Linked DNA regions of Homo sapiens: all the other regions are linked to region 3. Evidence: chromatin loops called from intact Hi-C (ENCODE). Cell type or tissue: MCF 10A. All regions are shown on one strand. Each heading gives the region's core, and the rest is flanking DNA. Links, peaks and the distances in the headings are about the cores only.

The links. Peaks named below come from ENCODE experiments on the same cell type or tissue, not always from the same donor. Only the 100,000 strongest peaks of a DNase experiment are listed, where the experiment ranks them.
Region 1: it touches region 3 in a loop (7-fold over the local background); 3 of 110 quality-filtered maps call a loop at or near these places.
Region 2: a loop joins it to region 3, with 6 times the contacts of the local background. A loop is called at or near these places in 2 of 110 quality-filtered maps.

The regions. Positions count from the first base shown.
Region 1 is chr1:152,741,653-152,749,438 of GRCh38, forward strand. It overlaps the pseudogene LCEP1. Among named protein-coding and RNA genes, the nearest start is that of KPRP, 12 kb to the right of the region's middle. In MCF 10A, for the core only: no CTCF peak of the experiment used is centred there; DNase peaks (open chromatin) are centred at 1,939 and 3,959.
Region 2 is chr1:152,764,611-152,772,396 of GRCh38, forward strand. No RefSeq gene overlaps it. Among named protein-coding and RNA genes, the nearest start is that of LCE1F, 6.6 kb to the right of the region's middle. RefSeq lists a silencer at 3,126-3,315. In MCF 10A, for the core only: a CTCF peak has its summit at 4,328; a DNase peak (open chromatin) is centred at 4,751.
Region 3 is chr1:152,866,583-152,874,368 of GRCh38, forward strand. LOC105371444 (a long non-coding RNA gene) reads right to left here and starts at 1,621. Exons shown (of 3, transcript XR_922149.2): 1 at 1,228-1,621. It overlaps LOC105371445 (a long non-coding RNA gene), which reads right to left and starts at 5,913. Exons shown (of 4, transcript XR_922150.1): 1 at 5,746-5,913; 2 at 5,489-5,622; 3 at 4,412-5,091; 4 at 2,748-2,811. In MCF 10A, for the core only: CTCF peaks have their summits at 3,432 (motif pointing right), 4,693 and 4,950 (motif pointing right); DNase peaks (open chromatin) are centred at 3,429, 4,699 and 4,959.

The DNA of each region.
Region 1 (7,786 bases), core at 1,517-6,516, 120 kb before region 3:
GCGTCAGGAACTAGGGACAAAGTCCAAATACATATTTTGTATAATACCACAGCCATCATTGTAACACAAAGCCCTCAGGAATACATTTATTTCATGCAGTGAAGCTCTTTTGCCATCACCATCATGGTTAAACTTACCTTCATCACTAACAAGAACATCATCACTGTGATCACAGCCACTCCCATCAGTGACCTTGATCCTTTGAGCAAACCTCCCTTAACTGGTCCAGACCTATTATTCACTTCCTTTGTAAACATCTGAAATTCTTTCAGTAAGTTCCACATTTTTGACACTCAATTGAATACTGCTTTATGTCCCAATAGATTTTTGTTAATTCTCAGGGGTGGTTTTCTCATGTTTGTCCTTTCTAAGTCCTTATAAAGTTGTCTTCTAACTCTTGATTTTGTATCACTCAAGCCCATTCATTGACAGAAAGATTAAATCATGACTTTTGCTCTACTTCTCTGAAATCAGACTCTCTGAGGTCACAATTAATGTCCAAACAGCCAAATGGAGTGGGCTCACTGGAACATTTGACAATGGGGATCATCTGCTTCATAGAATTTTCTCTATCTTTAATAACAATGCACCACTGTTCCTTAATATTTGCCTTCTCTTTGGCTAATGCTGACCATTCTATGCAGTGTTCATGCTGTCCAACTATGAAAGCCTGGGGTCCTGGGACCTCTTTGTTCCTAATGACTGTGGTGCCCTCCTCCTTGCTCCTGGCATCAGCCAGGTCCCTATGTCATGCTCCAGGCAGAATTATGCACCCTCCACACTCCAGTGGCTCTCAGGGCTTATCTATCAGAAATTACCTGTGTATTCCTCTGTCTTCCACACTGGCCTGTGAATCCTTCAGGAAAGGAATAATTATCCTTGTATATTGAATACTTAGTAGAGTGCCTCTGCCAAGGTGGAACAAATTAACTATCTGCCAAATTAAGTCATTTTGTCTCTAGTTTCAGATGTATCAATAAGGCAAGAATATGGATTTTCACATATCACAGTATTCTCTACCCTTGTACTCTCCCTTAAAGCAAAGTCCAATGGACTCTCCTGTGACCAAATGGCAGCATTTGTTACTTCCCCCTCTACACCCCCACAGCTTCTCATAGCACTGACCCACCATGACCCTATAATGCCTTAGGCTGTCTCCTAGTCCCTGCTTCACTGCCCCTTGGATTTTCTTCCCTAATCAGTGACCTGAGCTTCACTCCCTTTCTTGACCTGCTTGTACATCCTCATGTCCCATCTGAATGGTATCCCTGTAGGACTGTTAATGGAATATTAACAGTTAATGGAGGCATTGACAGATAATCACATCCAAGGGTCATGTCTCATTTAACCTAGTGTGTGCTGTTCTTCAGAGCACTTCTGAAGCCCAAAGAATGTTATCCTAAGACACATCCTCTGCCCATGTGTCTATAAAGCAGCCAATCATTTGTTCTTTTATTCAGTCAGTCAATCTTTAACTCATTTATTCTTCAAGGCTACCCTCTGTGTTTATGGTTATTCCTAGAGACATGAAGATGAATAAAGTCTAGTATAGATTCTGCCTTCAACATGCTATCCATGTGGAAGAGCAGAAAGACATACAAATGGACATGACATTGTCCTGGTGTAAAAGTTTTTAGGAGCCCATCTCTGGGTCATGTTGCCCTCTTACAGCACATAATAGAATGTTTCACAGTGCATTGTTTACATTTATGTCCTCAAGGCAACTTGGCTCATATTTATGACAAGAGCATCTTACAAAACCAAAGCCCAAGACAAATAATACATATTTACAGAATTAATGAATGAGTGAATGCATGAAGGTGGAATGGCTGGCTTGCAGCAGGCCTGTGGAGCAGATACCTGGGCCATCTCTAGTTCCTGGGATTCCTCTTGGCCTCTGTCCAGGGAGATCCTGGAGCCTCAGGGCTGGGAGTGTGGCAAGAGTCATCCTGCTCCCAGGTTGTGAAAGTGACTGTTCTGCATACACAGTCTGTGCCTCACTCCCAGGGAGACACCAGGCCCAGGATAGAAGGGCTCCAGTGCAGGGCTTCTCAGTCCTTAGCCTTGTCAATTATTACTGACAGCTCCTGCATCCTCCACTGAGCCATGTGAGTGCTTGGCAAAGACGGCTCCAGGGGTAATAGGACTGTGTGAAAAGAGAGACAGAAGAAGGCAGGCAAAGACGAAGGCATCACTGGGGGCCAGGGAGGAGGGGAAGGATGGTGAAACCTACAGCCATTGTGGTTTTTAGTAGTACTTCCTTCCAATTTATTTACTGTAAAATGAATGTTCTTGGATATGTCATCCTCCCACCAGAAATCCCTGAGTTTAGGAGTCAGAAAATGACTAAACTACCTTGTTTCCCTTGGGGAAAAGAAGGCTTATGTAGGGCTGACTTTGAAGGGCATGGAGGGAGAAGGCCAGAATACTCCAGTTGAGGCAAAGTGGACTGAAGACAGGGAGGGTATTTATTAGGCTTACATTCCTCCAAGTCAGTTTCCAAATTCCTTTGTAGAAGTTGGTTCATGAACCAGCTTTTTGCTGGGGGGTAGGTTTCTATGAAATCCAGGAGAAAAAAATAATAGTTCTTGATATTGTGCACTGATTTCTTTTTTTTTCTTTCAGGTTGACTGAACCTTTCCCGACATGTCTTGCCATTAAAACCAGCAGCAGTGCCAGCCCCTTTTCAAGTGCCCTCCAAATGCCTCACTTCTAAGTGAGGCACACCAGTGCCCAGCCCCATGTGTCCCTCCAGTCTTGTTCTGCCGCAGTGTCAGCTCCGGGGATTGTTGTGGCCCCAGCTCTGGGGGCTGCTGCAGCTCTGATTGGTGGCTGCTGACTGAGCCACCACAGGCCGTCTCTTCCACTGATACCAGACCTAGAACCCTGACTGCTGTGAGTGTGAGCCCACTAAGGGCTCTGGCTGCTGCCACAGCTGTAGGGGCTGCTGCTGACCTGGGCCCTTTCTGCAGAGGAGCAGTGATGGGAGGACCCAACTAAACATGGACCTCCCTTTCTGAGCTTTCCTCCCCTCTCATTCTTTCTTCTCTTGTGGTGCTAGAGATGTTAAGACAAACTCTTCTCAGAGGACTCAACCCTGTGTTCTGTACAAACTCCCCAAGCTCCTAACCCCATGCCCCTGCAAAACCCCTCTGTGGAACATCAGATCCTAAATCACATAAAATTTCTTCCTCTAGTACCACCTGCTCCTTGTTCTTGATCCTCACACACATACACACACACTGCCTCCCCAGTAACCCACTCCTCCAAGCTGATTAGTGTTTTCCAGGAAAGGTGGCCCAATTCAGTCTCCAGACATCCCGGAAAACACACTGCTTTGTCCAGACAACCTCAGAGTGACCTCATCATGTAATCTGGAAATAGTACCTGCTTCCCTTCTGCCAGTCCCAGGGTTAGGGACTAGAAATGCCACATGTGTCTAGGGGAAGACACTCCTATGCTTATGTTGACATATTAATTTAGAGAAAATTGTAGTATTTATTCCGTTTTATTTTTATAGCATTCTTTGATAAATAAACAAGAAAAACAAAACCAACAGAACTGAGAGATGAAGACAGAGATGCGGAGTGCCCACCTGGAGGGTACATATGAGAGCTGGAACCTTAGCCTGAAGCTCCATTCTGTTTCCCTTTCAATCACACCTCATGTCACATGATCAGCCTATGTGATTTCATACTCCAAATAATTCTGGCTCATTGTAAGCTGTTTCGGAAATGATTATTTTCCCACTAGGTGGCATCATGATGTAACAAAAATGGCTACAATTAAGCAATAATAATAATATAATGGCAATAATGATAATTACCTTTATTGAGGGCTTATTCATGGCTTGACTCTTCACATATCTTTTCTTTAGCCTTTACAACCACCTATGAGGCAGCTATTGTTTACATTGTATGTATGATGAAACTAAAAAGGCCGAGAGAGAGCACGTGACTTGGTGTGACACACAGTTGGCTGGAGGGAAGCAACAGGGTAAGCGCAGATGTGTCTGACTTGGAGACTTTGCTGTTTCTTTGGGCCACTCAGCCTCCTAACTGCGGTTTTCACTTCTTGAGATTCAAACGAGAGAGTATTATGTCTGATGGTGCCTAGTGCTAGTATAGGGTCAACGATTCATTTCCTGTGTTGAAACAAATAGTCTCCATCCCTGTCTCTCTGCTTCCGCTCAACTTCCCAACACCATTCCTCACAGGGCACCTGGAGACTGGTCCCATCACGCCTCTACCTAAAACAGTTGCTATCGGTCTAAGGACATAGACCTGGTTCTTAAAACCAGGCACCAACTGGCCCCTTCTGCCCGCTGTTACCACACTGGCTGCTTTCAGTTCTGTGAAGGTGCCATGATCCCTCCTGCCCCCCACACACTCCTCTTGCACATGGAGTTCCCTTTCTAGCATGCTTTTCCCACTCCTTTGCTTCTACTTATCCTTCAGATCTCAGCCCCATAGCCGCTTATTCAGGAAAGCCCTCCCTGGCCCAGTTAGCTCTCCCCTGTCCTGTTCACCCACCCCTAGGGAGCTTTTGCTGCTCTGTGGACCTCTCCTGTCAAATATTAATCAAGGTTATCATTGGCTATTTGTCTCTGTGACCCTTGGGTTTGTCCTGCTGACCAAAAGCTCATTCAGCACTGGAATTGTATTTAATAGTTTGCATATCTTACCACTGTCTCCACAGGGCATAGCATGGTGCTTCTTACTTAGTAAATGCTTAATAAATATTTGTTGAGTGAATACTTGCATGAATGAATGAATGATTGAATCAGTATCCTCACCATTATCACCATCATCCTTTCATCATTGTTAGTATTGAAATATCTTTCTTAACTCTTCGTGTCCCTTGGACACATATATACTAAAAAATTTTGTAGTCTACCTCAAATTCAAATTTATCTGAATCTTGTATTTTTATTTGCTAAATCTGGAAATCCTGCCCCACACATTGGCCTTTTTGTGCTGTTGGCTACCCAACTTCATAATTGGAGATTCACAGCCCATCCTCTCACTCACTGCTTGACATGCGTGGCTGTTTCTCCAGAGTGGATGTTAAAGTCTTTGGAAGGCAGTGCCTTGTCTGTGTATCTTTGTGCTTTCCTTATTAGACTGTAAGATCCCTGGGGAAGAGGCAGTGAATACATGCTCAGGGAGTGCTTGTTGACTAAATGATGGTGACTATTCTTAATCCAATGTGAGGAATCTGGTAGGTGATCTGTAAATATATGTTGAGTGAACTAGACTGAATAAGCTCCACTTCATAAACTAAGATCTTTTCTATTCCAGGTAGAGTGTGTGAGATAACGACTATTAATAGGGAAGACCTTTAAAATGTAGTAATCACCAAAGGAAATACACAGTTTTCCTGGATTATGGGTTGACCTCTTGTGAACATGTCAATCAATGTAGGTGATTAGTATCCCCAGCACACTTGGGAAAGATACCTAACTGAGGTTCAAACAGAGGCTTATCCTATCTTTTAGAGGGAATTAGTATGGCAGAGAGGTTGGATCTCAAGGAGTTTGTGATTCTACGGTTCATAAATGTAATTTAGGTTTCACCAAGATTTATAGATATAGTCTCACAGACGTGTATATATGTGTGTGTGTAGATATATATGTACTTATGCATACAACATATATGTATATGCACATATGTATACACACATATATAATCTTTATTGAGATAATTCACATATCCATTTATTTAAAGTATACAACTCAATGTTTTTAGTGTATTCTCAGAGCTGTGTTATCATCACTACAATCTAATTTTAGAATGTTTTCCTCACCCCAAGAAATCCTGTAGCCAAAGTAGTCACACCCCACTCCCCCAAGTCCTATTTTCCATCTCTACAAATTTGCCTATTCTGGATATTTTATATAAATGGGATCATACAGTATGTGGTATTTTGTGACTGACTTCTTTCACTGAGCATAACATTTTCAAGGTTCAACCACGTTGGAGCGTGTATCAGATTTTTATTCTTCTTTATGGCTAATTAATATTCCCTCATATAGGTTAACCATGTTGTGTTTATCCATTCATCAGTTGACGGATGCATATGTTGTTTTCACATTTTGGCTATTGTGCATAATGCTGCTTTGAAACATTCATGTGCAAGTTTTTAAGTGGATATACGTTTTCATTTTGCTTGCATGGAATTTTCATTTTTGCTAGGAGTGGGATTAATGAATCATATAGTACTCTATGTTTAACTATGTGAGGAATTGTCAAATTGTTTTCCACAGTGACTGTACCATGTCCATCCCCACAGCAGTGTATTAATGGTTCCAATTTCTCCACATCCTCCCCAACTCTTGTTCTTGTCTATTTTTTCTGACTATAATAATGCTAGTGGGTATGAAGTGGTATGTCATTGTGGTTTTAATTTGTATTTCCTTAATGACTGATGATGTTGAGCAACTTTTCGTGTGCTTGTTGGCTGTTTGTATATCTTTTTTGGAGAACTGTCTATTCACATCCATTGCCCATTTTTAAATTGTATTATGTTCTTATTATTGAATCTCAAGAGTTTTTACATATTCTAGATAAAAGGCACTTTATAGATATATGAATTGCAAATATTTTCTCTTATTATGTGGGTCATCTTTTCATTTTTTAATGGTATCATTTGCAACTTGAAAGTTTTTAATTTTATTAAATTCAATTTTTCTATTTTTTTATTTGTCACTTGTGTTTTTGGTATTGTAGTTAAAAAACTATTGCTTAACCCAATGTCATGAAGATTTACTCCTGTGTTTTCTTCTAAGAGTTTTATAGTTTTAGCTTTTACATTTAGGTATATAATCTATTTTGAGTAACTTTCTGCGTATGATGTGAGGAATCATATATTTTTATCTTAATTTCATTTGTATATTCTTACAGGCAACTCTATATAGTCTTATTGCACAAATTTCTCTTCTTATCTTTCTATATGCATGTCTAATGATGATAGTCTGTTTTCACTGCTTTATGTCTATTTCTTTCATTGTTCTTCCTCAATCTATAGTTCTCTCTCTCTCTCTCTCTCTCTTTCTCTCTCTCTTTCCCTCTCTCTTTCTTTCTCTCTTTCTCTCTCTCTTTCTAACTCAATTTTTGTCTCTCTAATTTGAACCTAATATTAGGACCAGAAGTAATTTTAGAATTTATTTAGACCAACTGATTCCCAGATAATTCAAGTGATTTTGCTGGAGGCCAGATAACTTCTAATGTATTCTTTATTGTAATTAAATATGTTTATCATCAATTAATAAATTTTATAATAATAAATTAACTTTAGGCAAAAATATATTTAATAAAGTGTTAAATTCTAAACGGAAAGTAAGTTTTTCTTTGAAACTCACGGCAAACAAATAATTCAAACACAAAAAGTTAATCTGTATCATTACATTCTATTTAATAACTGAAATGTCTTTTTTTTTTTTTTGAAATGGAGTTTCACTCTCATTGCCCAGGCTGGAGTGCAATGGTACAATCTCAGCCCACTGAAACCTCCGCCTCCCGGGTTCAAGAGATTCTCCTGCCTCAGCCTCCTGAGTAGCTGGGATTACGGGCATGTACCACCATGCCCAGCTAATTTTGTATTTTTAGTAGAGACAGGGCTTCTCCATGTTGGTCAGGCTGGTCTCAAACTCCTGACCTCAGGTGATCCGCCTGCCTCAGCCTCCCAAAATGCTGGGATTACAGGCATGAAAGTCATCTTTTTTCTAGCCAACTTACACCTGCTGAAGTCATTCCTATTATCTATCAAATAACCAATTATTTTCATT
Region 2 (7,786 bases), core at 1,451-6,450, 100 kb before region 3:
AAGATCTTTCCTGTTTTAACCCAATTATTTTCCTAACACAATCTTGGAGTTCTCTCAATCACTGAATGGGTTATTTCAGTTCCACATCTGCCTCCTCTCTTAAAATCCAAGCTACTCTAGAGTTGAATTTGCTGTGTGGCAAATCCCCCAGGGGCTTGGCAGGGCCTGAATTTGGCCCCATAGAGCATCTCTAGGTTTCCATCACCCAGGCCTCTGGGTGGGAGTGAGGAGGGCAGGGTAGGGAGAGGCTTGGAAGCTCTAGTTTGGGAAGGGATTCTTGTTACATCTCTCCCATAGCCTCGAAAACACACTGCTAGACAAGGAACCCCTTGCCTGGGGATGCTTGGGGGCAGACCATTCACTCCCTCAAAATATTGAAGAAACATATAACTGGCTGTGAGAAAGTGGCATTCACTTCTAAGAAGTCCTGACCTCCCCCAGGTCTGGGCAGCAGGTCCCCATCGAGGATCTTTATTGAATGAGTGATGCTCTGTAGTCTGCACCATCCCCTGGGGATAGATTCTGGTTCCCAGAATGATGGTAGAATGGAGGGGTCTTTGGTTGGGCAAGCCTGGAGCTGAGCCAAGAAACCCCCAATGGCTTGGTGTTCTCCACCACCCAGGGCTATGCAGGAGCCAGCCCCCAGACCATTTCTACAGCCAGAGACAAACACCTCAGAGGAAAAAGGCACACAGGGGTGTGTGTCTGTTTTTCATGTTTCTTTTTGTGTGTCTGTCTGTGTGTCTAACTGTCTGCTTTGAAAGCTTGGAGCTTTTAAAATGCATTTGGCAGCAGGGGCTGTGACCTCAGAAGTATGCTTTAGGTTATCCTAAGTCCTTCAGCAATAGCTTTGATGATCCCTGCCATCTCTTCTACTCTCCACCATCCACCATTTCACTGATGACAGGCATCTTGGCTTTCTGACCTTTCCTTTTGTGTCAACCACTTGAACGAAACTTAAAGTGTCTCCAGGACCAAGGCTGAAGACCCAAAAGAGCAAAAGGGACCATTTATAAGGCCCTTCGATGTACTCAAAAACCCACCAGAGAGGCTCCTCTTCAAATCCCACACGGATGTTAGGCAGTGCACAGGTTGTGTAGCTTCTGTACCAGAGTCTGGTGAACTGTTGCTCAGAAGTGCCCATGAATTGGCCAAGTCACAAAGTGTAAGGCAGTGATCAGTCCAGACGTCCATGCCTGACATCCAGCCATGCTGCCTCAGAACTGGGGCCTGGCTCCCAGAGAAGGGGAGAACATGAGAGAGATTGGGCCTGAAGATCACGCTTCTCACTTTGGAATCCTGCCTACATTCTTCTGCAATTCTGTATCTTTCTTCTCTTTCTAAGCTTTCCACAGTGGGATCTTCACTGTAGAATGAAAGATGTTCTCAGAGGTTCCTTCCAGACCAGGTGGGTTATCTAAAATTCCTTTTTGTGGAAGGCAGTATGCTAGAGTGAAATTATCTGGGGTACTCAAAGACACAGAATCCCAGGATACATCCTAGAACTACTTAGCTTGAACTTCCAGAATGAAAATCGGGGACCTCCATTTGAGAATTATTCTGATCAATCAGAAGTGAAAACCATTTCTATAATGAATATCCAGGTGTGTGAGCTTACTCACTGCCTAGGAGGAGGGTTGAAAGTTGTACATATCTGGCCCCAGCATGTGTAGGATGTGGAAGTGGTGGTGAAGACAGAGCTGACTGTTAACTGGTTTCTTGTAGGAGGTTTTATGTAATTGTCCATGTGGGGACACAAATTATCTACCTCTTGGTCTAGAAGTACCTTAAGATGAAGGAATCTCTTTCTTTTCCACAATTAAATCCCCAACTTCACTGCCACCAAAAATCTCCCATACAGACATATGGGAGATGGGGGTCTAGCCATAGCATATCTCTCCTCTACCCAGGCATTACCTGGACATTAAGAGAAAGAAATTCCACATCCCACAGTTTGTCCTACACATTATAACACCCTTTAGTGAATCAACAAATACAACTGTTATGCATCAGAGAATAGCTCAGCTGTTCATATTAGAATCCATAGGTAGACAGCAGTAATGGGAACCATGAATTCTGGCATGGCATGAATGGATTCTAGAGGATCCACATGCCTATGCCTGAGACTAGTCAGGAAGACGGGGTGATGCCTGATGATCTATGTGCTTCTCATCACCAGAGACCATCCAGCTCATTCCTCCAAAAGATGGTGTTTCCTGTTCTGGAAGGCTAAGCTAGACCTATCTAGGGGCCTAGGAATAACCCAAGCTGTGCCAAATCTACCCATCACATCTTGTCATAGGAACCCTGAGCTAGATCCACACCTTTCCTCTATTCTCTAGTGCACGCCCATCAGGGAGGGAGGAAACCACTTATGAACTTGTGTCAACACATTCATTCACTTGACAAATATTTATTGAGGCTCTGCTGTCTTTCAGGAACTGGTATTGATCCTGGAGATACACTAGTGAGCAATGCAGACAATAATATAGTGAGAACTTCAATATGGGAGGCTCAGAGTACCATGGAAACCCACAAAGGGGGAAGTTTAGCAAGTCCAGGGCCTAAAGGAGGTAACTACAAGTCAGAGATGAGACAAATGAGTGGCAGTTAGCTGATGATGGAGGAGAGAGGGGAGTCTTCTCCCCTCTCAGAGATAACAGCAGGCATGCTATCAGCATCATTGACTTAGTGACAGACAGCCTGGTGAGGAGTAGGTCCTCATTAATTAAATATCCTTCCTGGTTCCTAACACTATATGGAAGTTTTATGCTGGTCCCAGGACTCCATTCTCAGCCCTGTTGTAATGAACTTTTTATCAGCACCTTGGGGAGAAGCTTGAAAAGAAACTGGCCTAAATTTCAGGTTACTTCAAGTCATGAAGGAGAATTGAAGAGTAAAATTCTGATTTAACATGGGCAAGAATAATGAATTTAATCTGACAAGACAAAACGTAATTAAAGTAAACATTAAGTTTTAATGTACATTAAAGATTAGCCACACTTGTAGAAGATGAGTGGGTATATGCACAGTTGCACACATGAAGAAATTTTGGTTGATTAGAATCTTAGTGTGGGCCAAGAGTGAGATTGTGCCAAACGGCAATGAACTCCTGTTCTGAATAGCTCTGTGTGATGGGGTCATTCTGCTTGGCACAGATATGCGCACACCTGAGCACTGTGGTCAGCTCAGGTCAAATGTGTGGGGCTGGAGGATAGTGATCTACTATGTGCCAGCCACCATCTGAGGTGGGAAATCCTTCCTCATGCTCACAACTTGGAAAGGTGACATCATTCACCCCATTTTACAGACATTAGAAGACACAAAATCTAGAGAGGTTAACTAGCTTATTTGGTCACACATCTAAGACGTGATAGTGATGGAATTCAAGCCTAGGCTAATCTTGTTCCAAAACTTGATCTGCCTCCCTGTGGAAGGAAGAGTAACACTATGTTTTGAAGGGACTAGCACGCTTCCATCTTGCATTATTTATAGTGCTTTCACTTAGAAAAAGAATCAGCTTTTTTGGTAAAACAAAGAGTTCAGTTTCAATGCATGGAAACTGTAAGAAGATTCTGGCTAGAAATAAAGAAAAAGTAATAGAACTGTTTGGAAATGAAATATATTGTTCATCCATGCATTTAACAAACATTTAGTCATTGTTAATTGAATATTTATTATGTGTCAGACAGTATTTTGGATGATTGGGATAAATCAGTGAACAAAACAAGATCCTTATTTTCAAGGAGTTTAAATTCTAGCAGAGAAAAGAAAACATTGGGCATATTTTAAAAAATTATATAATAAATCAAAACATACAACTAATCTGGAAATCAGAACATATATAGCAAAGAAGACGACCTGGGCAAGCATCCCAAACAGTACAAAAAGGGGAGAAGTACTGAGCTAGATGTGTGGAAGAAGGGGCTGAGAGGCTGTGGGGCCTAAATACTCAGCAATAGAAAGGGCATGGAAGAGGCATCATGAGAGGAGGGTTTGAGCCCAGTTGTACCACTCATTAGCTGAGAAGTGTTGACTCAGGCAATTTTTCTGGCTCTCAGTTCCCCCATCTATAAAATGTAGCTGAAAATATGTCTACCTGTCTGGATCACTCTGAGGATTAAATGAGATAAGCTATTTAAAATAGTATATTATAAAACACTAAAAATATATTTGCTTTTGGCAGTGAAATATTCACCTGGAGAAAAGGGGGATGATTGGCTTGGGAAATGGCCTGTTTGATGAAGGAGGTGGGCCACAAGGGTTATTCAAGCCCAGGCAGGAGCAGAGACTGAATGAGCCGCAGGGATGCACATGTAGGGATGCTTGTGGTCAGCAGGGGCAGGCAGGAAGCTTCAAGGAGGAGGAATTGAAGCGGTGGTGGGTTATGGAATAGCAGAGAGGACACGGATAGGGTGAATTGGAAAAATGCCTTAAGCAAAACACTGAGTCTAGAGGAAGTATAAGATCTGGGGGAAGGAAGTCCAGATGTCAGAGTGAGGGTGGGGTTAAGCACAGCAAGGTCAGCAGCCATCACAGACGGTCATCAGTGTATTGATGCCACTCAGCCAGTGTGCCATCAGCACGGCTCCTTAGTTCACCAGAGGGAGAGGAAATATGAGACAGGGGAGGCTTTGCAGTCAATCAGAAATACTATTTAGGCTCGAATTGGGATTGGGTCCTTAGTCACTGAAAGCTGTCCTTCCTTGACCTGGCCTGAATGTGAAATCTGGATTGAGCAATAAGTTAATTAATCAGTCATTTCTACAGCATTTCATCAGCATTCTTCTGAGGTTTGCTTTGTTCGGTGAGAAATCCAGGAGGTGTCTCCAGTGAGTATAGTCTTAATCCTCCTGTACCAGGGCAGGATTTCTTATCCTCAGCACTACTGACGATTTGGACAAGATAATTCTTTCTTAGAGAAGGCCTATTCTGTGATTTGAAGGGTGCTTAGCAGCATCTGTGGCTTCTACCAACTAGATGACAGTAGCTGTGATGATCGAACACTTATCCAGACTGTCCAATGCCCTCTTCTGGGGTGTGGGAGTCAGGCCATCCCCAACCTCACCCCATTGAGAACCACTGAATTAGAGGAAAGTCTTAGGCTTTGTCCTCAGGGCCATCCCAAGCCAACAGTGAATCACACCTTCCCCTTACCTCCATCCCAAGAACCTCCCATTCATTAAAAATAAAAAGTCTCTATAAGGCACGAATACATGCAAATACATGCAAGCAATTACAACTTTAAGGATATACAGAAGGTTTTAATTTTTCCCCAAGGGATCTGCATGCTGATTACGGAAGAGTTGTTTATCTTGGCTATTATGGCAATTGTGAGTAGATTATCTGTGCCAGTAATTATAATCATTATTTGGCAAACTTGTCCAAGAGCTCAGAATACTCACTTTCTAACCTTCCTACTTAGTTGCCATGCAGTGCTAGTGGCAACTTGAAAAATGTATAAGCAGGAAATTCTATTGTCTTGGAAAAGTATAACACAGGTCTTTTTAACACAAAGAGGAATTATTTGTATTGATGATTAGTCAATGGGTTTAATAGGTAAAAGGAGAAAAAGACAAAAATGCACAAGGGCCCTTGGGGGGACTTCAAGAGCATGCCTACAGATCCTCTTCTGGATACCCACAGCTGCTTTTCTGGGTGCCCATGACTGCTCTTCTGGGTACCCACTGAACACAGGAGACTAGTTGAGAACAAGTAAAAACATTAGGAACACATTATGAATTAGGGCTGGTGATATGATTATGAGTGGGGAGAATCTTGGGGTATCAGTTACAAATGGAGAGAATCTGAGTCTTGTTTAAGTCTAAGAATTTGGGCAGACAGACTGATACAAGGTTCTCTTAAACAAAGTAGTGATTATTAGAGATAGATTGTTGCTCCTGAAAAATGCTAGATTTATTTCTTCCTCCAATGACTTTCATCCTAGATCCTTGGCAACAGATGTGTTTCGAAATTTAGAACTTTTTTTTTAAGGAGGGTAATACAATGAATCAAATTCATTAGTAACACTGCAGGTATGCTTCAAAATTGGCCATGTTCAGTCTCAATATGATGGAATTAGAACCAAGGACTTGACCACATGTTAGGCAGGCAAGGTAAGGGTGGGCAGTCCAGGACCATCTGCTATCCCTAAAGTTTCAGGGATCCTTCTCCTTGGGGAGAACATTTATATTTTTACAACAGAAAATAAGAATATTTACAGCAAAGTGAAGGGAGTTCACTGTCTGTTCTGGTCAGGTTTTTTTTTTTTTTCGGCCACCATATGAATATTGTCAACAATCAGACAAAAACTCAGTTTTTAGGGGTGCTGGAATTGGAAATTGTGACTATGAGAGTGTGGATATGTAGTAATATTTGACGATTATCAGCAATGGTATTTTCTCATCTCATTTTCTACTGCTGTTGCCCTCTGTGTTAGTCTGTTCTCACACTGCTGTTAAAGACATACCCCAAAAAAGTACCCAAGACTGGGTAACTTATAAAGGAAAGAGGTTTAATTAACTCACAGATCAACATGGCTGGGGAGGCCTCAGGAAACTTACAATCGTGGTGGAAGGGGAAGCAAACACATCCTTCTTCACATGGCGGCAGCAAGGAGAAGTGCTGAGCAAAGGGTGAAAAGTCCCTTATGAAACCATCACATCTTGTGAGAACTCACTATCACGAGAACAGCAGCATGGGGGTAACCACCCCCATGATTCAATTACCTCACGTGGGTCTCTCCCATGGTATGTGGGGATTGTGGGAACTACAATTCAAGATGAGATTTGGGTGGGGACACAGCTAAACCATGTCACCCTCTCTCACAGGGTCTCCCTTAAAGTCCTCTTCCATACTAGAATCCAGCACTAATGTGATCATTCTTCCCATCCTAAAACAATAAACATATACTTTAAAAAATAAAATTTAACTAAAGCCTTCAGGAGATGGATTTCTGACGAACACTCAATACAGCCCAGTCACTTGCCCTGACAATGGACTTTCCACAGGCTGAACTCAGTCTTTCTTTCAGCCTCAACTTGTGCCTTGTTCTCTATCACATGCCCTGCATTCCAACCACAAAAGACCACCTGCCCCTCCTACCCTGTATATATTGTCATAACCTTCACTTCTTCTCCACATACCTCCCTACTCCCTACCATCTCCATCTCTCTAACTTATCCAAACCTCACCACCACTTAAAGCCTGTATCCTATCAGACACCCTTAACAAACCTTTCCCAGACACCCTCCCTCAGAATCCCTCTCTCTTCCACCAGTCTTCCAAGACTAATTGGTATCCTCTTTCTGGACCTACAGTACCATTTATTGGCTTACTATGTATTTATCCTGCTTGGGATTTATTAATTCCTTGGCCCTATGGGTTAATAATTTTTATCACTTTTGGAGAATTTTTGACCATTATTTAAAAATATGTTGTTTCCTCCCCCATTCTATTTATTTTTTTTTATTATACTTTACGTTTTAGGGTACGTGTGCACAACGGGCAGGTTTGTTACATATGTATACATGTGCCATGTTGGTGTGCTGCACCCATTAACTCGTCATTTAACATTAGGTATATCTCCTAATGCTATCCCTCCCCCTACCCCCACCCCACAACAGGCCCTGGTGTGTGATGTTCCCCTTCCTGTGTCCATGTGTTCTCATTGTTCAATTCCCACTCATGAGTGAGACATGCAGTGTTTGGTTTTTTGTCCTTGCGATAGTTTGCTGAGAATGATGGTTTCCAGCTTCATCCATGTCCCTACAAAGGACATGAACTC
Region 3 (7,786 bases), core at 1,033-6,032:
GTAACCATAAAAGAAAGTTGGGTGGGGGGTAGTGATCAGTGAGGAAGGAGGCCATCTATCTACAAGGGAATAGGGGCCGAGCAGTCAGGTGAAGAAAGTACTGCAAGAAAGAGGTAGTGATTATGCCAGTCACGTGCTGCTGGTGGTGTCAATCACATCCATTATATCTCGCAAAAAGCAGATCAACAGTGACCTTGACAAGAGCATTTTAGGCAAACTGGTGGGACAAAAGCTTGACTGATGAGGTTTAAAGCAGGATTGGAGACAAGGAGTACCAATAATTTAAAAAAAACTTTTGAGGAATATAATGCTTTAAAAAAATAGATAATTGAGTGTTGACTTGAAGTGGTTGTGAGACCTAGGGAGAGAGAAAAGGAGAGAGAGACAGACACCGATTTTTTTTAAGATGAGCATTATAAGTATTTTTTAGATGGAAAATACGATGTTTTGTGTGCTGATGAAACAATCCAGTATAGAGAGGAAAAACAATTATGAAGGATGGAGAGGGGAAAATTGCTGGTATGATACTCTTGGGTAGATGAGAGGGATGGAATCCAGGTCACCAATGGAGGGTTGTCCCCAGATAGGAGCATGGACAGGTTACACATGGTAGCAAGAGGGACCACAGTAGAAAGGTAGGTGAGTAGACAAGACTATATGGATGTTCTCTTATAACTGCTTCTGTTTTCTCAGTAACATAATAAGTATGCTCGTCATTGAAAGGGAGAAGAGTGATGGAAATGTTGGAAATTCGGGGAGAGAGACAGAGGGGCAAGAGAGACATGGATTATGCAAGCACATGATTTTAATGATAGTTTGTGGAGCTTATACTGGGTAAGAAGAGAAATGAAGACATGAAGGAGATATTGGCCAGATAAAACATTGTGGTATCAATGAATTGTAGTTTCCAGCGTATTGAAAAACTTCTCAGAGTGGGATACCAGAGCAAGTAAGTTGGAAATACAGGAGGTTAGGTTTGGGAAATGGACTATTTGAAACTCATTTTACAGAAGGGTTGTAGTTGTTAATAATAATGACTGGTCTAGGCTGGTATGACATGGGAGTAGATGAACGTTAGGATGAAAGACAAACCAGTGAGAGGTGCAGAGGTCAAAGAATTGTGAAGTAAATTATTAAATGAATCATTTTTGTGAATATTAAAATCACCAAAGACCATGACAGAAAGTCTTGGATTGAGCAACAGTGAACAGGGTGCCAGATACTTACCTGGGGATTTGCAATGAAGAGAAGCAGTGGTTGGTGTAATGGATGCCTAGCCCATTCCTTGGCCCAATGAGTACAAAGGCATGGGCAAGAAGAAAATGGCCAGACCATGAGAGGACTACGCGGAACTCAGGTTTCACTTAGGACAAGAAGGTGGAGGTGGCTTTGTGAGAAGAGTTGGTTGATACAGCACATTTTTTCGATGTGCAGCCTTGAGTCTTGAGGGCTTGTGGGGAGTTTAGGGTGCTGGAGAAGGATGGAAGATGGAGTCCCATTGGGGATTGTGCAGACCTATGGGGAAGGGAGGAATCCTGGTGATGGCAGGCAATTTGGGAGTCCTGAGCTTCTGCTGGTGACTGAGACAAACAGGCAGAGGGCATGACCAGTTAGTGCTGAGTGTCATCAAGGCAGAATGAGAGAGCAGGCTGTGAGTGCTGAGGAGGACCCAGGAGGATGAACAGAGTCCTGTCCACTCCCACCCCCACTCCCATTCCTCACCACCTCCATTCCTACTGGCTGTGGCTGGATTGCTTTTAAAAGGTTCCAGTCAAGGACTGAGGAATCTTAAAATGTTAAGAATAGCATCAAGGATTGTCTCACATTATAGATGTGCCAGTAATACATTACATTGCTTTATATAATGTCATATATCTTGTCAAGTCATAGCATATCAAATAGTTCTCTATTCAACACTTACATTATCTGACATAGTTGTTTTTTAAAAATTATTTTGTCATTAAACACTTTTCAGTCAAGGAATGTGAACAGTTCTTAGACATTTCTGCTGATTGTCTCCAAATCCTTTATAACTATTTTTTCAAATATTGAGGTTAATCTAATAGAAAAATATGCCAAAATTGTAAAGTAAGCTGTTGAAAACCAAAACAAAGCAAGAAACAAATCCTGACAACTGTCTAACAGCTGGTGCTGTGACTGGTGCTCCCTGAGTTGTGGACTGCACAATCCGGACAGCTCCAAGCAAAGGCCCCAAGGACCATGTGCAAAGTAACTATTATTTTACCAGTACTGCCCAACCAGAAAGAAAAAATACAGAAAAACAGTGGATGCAGAGACTAATTAATAATACTACAACTATCATCTGCATTTCATGAATTGAGTTTTGTATGTTCATCAAAATAACCCAATTTTTCTTAATTAACTAATTGATATAAATTTTAATGTAAAAGATAAATTTAAATAAATAAATAAGCTCTTATCTGTTTTATGTATAGTGGTCTCAATGTAAGTTGCTATTAGACAAATGGTTGCAGTTGTTAAAGTATTTGAAGGCTCTCAGAGACTATTAGAGATTCCATGCTTTGTTAATAGGTGTTCTGTGAAAATAATAATTACAAGTGATAATTATCTTCACAAATGTTGTAAACAATATAAGCATCATTGTGATAAAAATAACACATACTAATTTTATTCTTAGCATACAATCTGCATTTAAGAAAACAACATGCCTAATCAGAGAAGGCCAGAAAGTCACTGACAAATTATCTGACCTGGGAATACATCACCTGTAACTTGGGCATGAATTCGCATGCAGAGTTTCTGGTTCATCCTTGCCTTGATGTATAGTGTCTAATGGAAGGGAAAAACTCATCAATGCAATTTATCTTATTTTTCAATATCAGCATATACTTGAGATACTATTCAACGTTAGTAAATATGATTAACTTTACTACACACATGTATTCTGCTTTGATGTGTTACTGAGAAAATAAATTTGTGAGACCTTTGCATTTTTTTCTCAACCATAATACAAAGGGGCCGTTATCTGTATTTCTCGAACAAAGTTAAATGTATTATTTCATTATTAAATTTAAAATATGACATATATTGTGTTCAAATAACTTTGGGAAATGTAGTTCTAGAGCAATGTTATTCAAGCCTCTATTAGTAAGCAATGTGTATACTTTTATTTATTAATGAATTATCTGCACATATTACTATATAAATTTTAAGTACAATATAACAGAAAACAAAAAAAGAAAATTTTAAAAGTTGGGACGATAATTAGAAATACTACTTTGAGTCATGGTGGACACCTTCCCGTGTCATGCAGAGTCTTCTTTGGGGACCAAAGTTGGCTTAAATGAAAACAGAGCAACAATTACTAGAGCTAAACCCTCTGCAGGGCTTGGGGCCAACAACATGGTTTGCATAGTATGAGGTGTTGTTACACACCAGACCACAAGAGGGCAATCGCGGGAAGACCACAGGATCCACGGGGAGATGAGGCCCTCCAATCTACAAGCCAGCAGTGTGGCTTGGAACACCTCTACGAGCCTCATCTTAGACATTTGAAAATGGAAACAACATCAACAAAGACAAGAGACACTAAGTTGATCTATTTTGAAGGTTAAATAAGGTAATATATTTGAATTTTTTCCTAAGTTGTAAAGTACTGTATAAAATGTTTATTTTCAATAAATTAGAAGACCGATGAATCTCTTGCCTAATAATCTTATTAATCTTATTGCCTATCGATTTCTTGGATTTTGCTTCATGTGTCTATGTTCACATTTCTTGCTACCTTTTGTTCTCTCTGGCATTTTCTTGGCTTATTTTTCTTTTCTGACCGTTTATCTTTCCTCCCTTTCTTTCTGTCTCTGTCCCGAATTGGTCCTATGTAACTGCTGGCAAACTCTGTACCAGCACTCTTCGAGGAGCTTAATGTGTTCTATCTCATTTAATCCTCACACCGACTGCGTAGAAAAGTACTGTGTCCATCCTCTTTTTATAGACCAAGAATCTGAAGTTAAGAAATGTGTTCAAAGACGCAGAGCTGGTAAATTATAGAACTAAGCTTTGAGTCTAAGTTATTCCACTGTAGCAGCAAGTCAAATCAGGAGACAGAAGTGATGGAGTAAGTTAGACAGAGGGAATTTAATATAAGAATTAGTAACAATTAATAAAAGAAAGACTAAACTATAAGACATAAGAAAAAAGCTCAGGGAGGGTACCCAAAGAAGGACAAAAGTAGAAGGGGCTCTTACCTATTGGGAAAAGTGCGGTTTAGCTACCAGTCAGCAGAGAAGTGCTCTGGCTTAGCTAGATGGGGTGGGTCTGGAGTTAAACCCTCCAATAGGGGGCAAACAATAGGTCACCTTCCCAATGCAGGGCAAGGCCGACATTGGGAACCATGTGGCTTGGATATGCAGTGGGAGTCCAGGCTTACCTTCAGAGTACATGGGCAGCAAGCAGGCTTGCAAAGGGGGCCGCAGCTCTGTGTGGACTGCCCCTCCCCCACCTCCATACAGCTGATATGGGCAGCTGAGGCCATGGAGGGGCTTTGGTTTCAGGATGAGAAGGCTGTGAAAAGGTCATCCTCACACCAAGGCTGCAAGGAGGCAGAGGGATCTCGTTCTGGGCCCTTGTGGCGGGCACCACCGGACTGCCACACACTCCCCACTACCTGCCTCTTCCAACTGCAGTGTCCCTCCAGCGCCCCCTATGGAGAAAGTTTAGCATTGTTCTCACTTTAATGGAGAAAGGATTCGAGGGATTACATTGTTTGTCCCAGAGCACAAATCGAAGGGTGTGTTTGGAGCTGAGAGATAATAAATTGGTAACTGACACGCTGATTATCTCGCGCGCGCGCACACACACACACACACACTCACTCGCACATACACAGTACCATGGAGACTTTTGGAATTCATATGTAAGATAAATCAACTAAAGAGGAGTCATTGCTCATGCTTCAGGACTGTTACGGATGGCTGTGTTTTCCACCAGGAGGCAGCAAAGCCAAGCCTTCACCCAGACTGCAGCAGCGATGTGCAGTCAGGAATTACCTGAAGATTCTTATACTTATCACCTTGATGGGTATTCTTATATTGATCACCTTGATCATGCCTGAGGAGAAAAAAGAGGACCACAGTTACCTCCAGGAATAGTTATTTCTAATTGAAGTTGGGATCCAAGATGTAGAGTGTAGTTAGGAAAAGGCTGTGATACTTCAACCTCTTGAAAGCAGAAGCATGGCAGGGAGGACCTACTCCCAGATCCCAAAGGAGGACAGTTTAGGGCTTAGTTGAAGCCCGCAGCTTTAATTTTGGTTCCAGTTCACCTGGTGGGACACAGGAAGTACTGCTGGTCACCTAGCTACTCTATTTCAGGCTTTTTACAGACCACAAGAAGCTAATGCAAATTCAGAAATTATTTACAGATTGTTCAGAATATTGAGGACCCGAGATGGCCCTGTGCTTGTTCGGATCTTGGTGGCGACTAGCCCCAGAGGTAAATAACTCACTAGATGGGCCCAGGGATGGCTCGAGAATATATGCACGACTTAGGGACAGCAATCAGAGCAGGCAAGGAGAGCAGCCAGGAGGCTTGCCTGAAAGCAAGCACCTTTGTTTTTCCTTAGATTATTCAGTGACAGTTCTGTAAAACAGCAAAGTTTGTTAGTCAGGTCAGTCTTCTTACAATATTGAGAATGTTGCAATTGCCCATAATGAACACAAAGGTGCCTCAGCAGAGACACAATCTCTGATTTTAAATCCTTACCCTGAAGAGACAGCACCCGGGAAAACAAGTGTTCCTCAGGTCTAAGGCCCATGGGAAGGGACCGCGACAGATGTGGGAAGCAAGGTAGCACTTCTGGAAGCATTGGAGATGAATCATATTCACTTCAGTGGGCAAAAGCCAAGCAGATGCAGGGACAACCAGACCATAAATGGAAGGAGGGTCTGAGTCTGACAAAGAGACAACGTGCACCCCTTTGTAGAAGTTCACTAAAACCTGACCAAGAGAAAGCTCAACTTCAGAGCCTTTCTGCTTTTATTGCCAGAGATAGCTCTAACTTTGCCAGTGCTACCCTTGCTAATTCAGTTCCTAGAACTCTGTGGTGGAGAAGTTGTGCAGAGGGTTGTCATTCTATTTCCTGGCTTAGGTGGTAGTCACACAGATGTTTTACTTTGTTTAAATGCATTGGCTGAAATGCATTGGGCTGTATTCTCGATGCATGTATGTTACAGTTCAACAAAACCACATTAAAATAATACACACAAATGAATAAATATAAAAATATCCAGGACAATTCTTAAAAATAAAATTCATGTGTAGGAGCTAGTTCGACTAGATGTATAACATATTATAAAGCTATTATAGTTAGACAGTTTGTACTGGACCATGAATATACAGACAGATCAATAGAGCATGATAAGTTCAGAGCTGGGAAAAAATATACAGAAGAAGCTAGTACATGATAAGCACACCCTCAAATCTGTGAAAAAAGATCAGTTAATAAATGATGTTGCTACAACTGGGAAGCCATTAAGAAAATAAAAACTCTCATCTTATACTAGGATGAGTTATTTAAGGGTTAAAACATTAAAAGTTAACTCTTAAGAAAATCTGGGGGTATTCTTCTACACTTTCAAAATGGGGATCACTTTTATAATTATAATACAACAAACAAGAACTAGAAAATAAAAAAATTTTAAAACGTGTTTACATAATTATCATTTTCTATATGGCTGAAATATAACAAAGTCAAAGGTCAAAAAACACAGAGGAAGAAATTTAGTTTCTCATAGCACAAAAATAACTTAATTTCTCCAATATTATATAAGTGCTACAAATCAATAATAAAGTCATCAAGAATACAATTAAGTATTAGGTAAGTTATGTCATCAGGCAGTTCCCAGAAAATGAATGTTGTGGTTCACTAAATGTAATAAAATATAGTTGAGCTTAGTTACTAAGAGCAACTCAAAACTACTTTGAGATCCCATTTTTAACCTACCAGATGGGCCAAGAACAATTAGTTTAAAAATACATCATTTTGATGAGTTTGTGGGGAAAAAAATGCAGTCTTATACATTGTAGGGAGTGAAATAAATCAGTGAAACTCATATGGAAGAAACTGGAAATACTGATCAAATTACAAAAGTATTTAGCCTCTGAGTCAGCAATTGCACTTAAATAAATATATTCTATCTCCTGAGGAATGATGTATAAATAATGTGTTCACTGCAGCATTGTTTGCAAGAGCCAAAATTGGGAACTGCTATATATACATAGGTTATTATCCAGACTGGGAAACAAAGAGAGAAAGTCTTAATGCACTGAAGTGGAATGCTCTCCAACAGATGCTGTTGTGAAAAAAGCAATGAGCAAAATGATGTGGAGTTACTCTTATTTCATTAAAAGAAGAAAAAATATACATGTTTGTGTGGGGTTTTTTGTGCATAAAATAACCCTGAAAGGATATTTCAGAAATTGATCTCTGTGAACTGAAGTAATTGGAGTTTCAAGTTGGGGATTTCACTGTGTATCCTTTGTAACTTCTGATTTTAGGCCCAAGTGAATGTGTGATAATGATCACTATTAATAATATTAAAGGAGATGGGCCATGCTCCGTGGTGCATGCCTATAATCCCAGCAGTTTGGGAAGCTGAGGCAGGAGGATCTCTTGAGCTCAGAAGTTCAAGACCAGCCTGGGCAATGTGGCAAAATCCCATCTCTACAAAAGATACAAAAATTAGCCAGGTGTAGTGGCACGCACCTGTAGTCCCAGCTACTTGGGAGACTGAGGTGGAAGGAT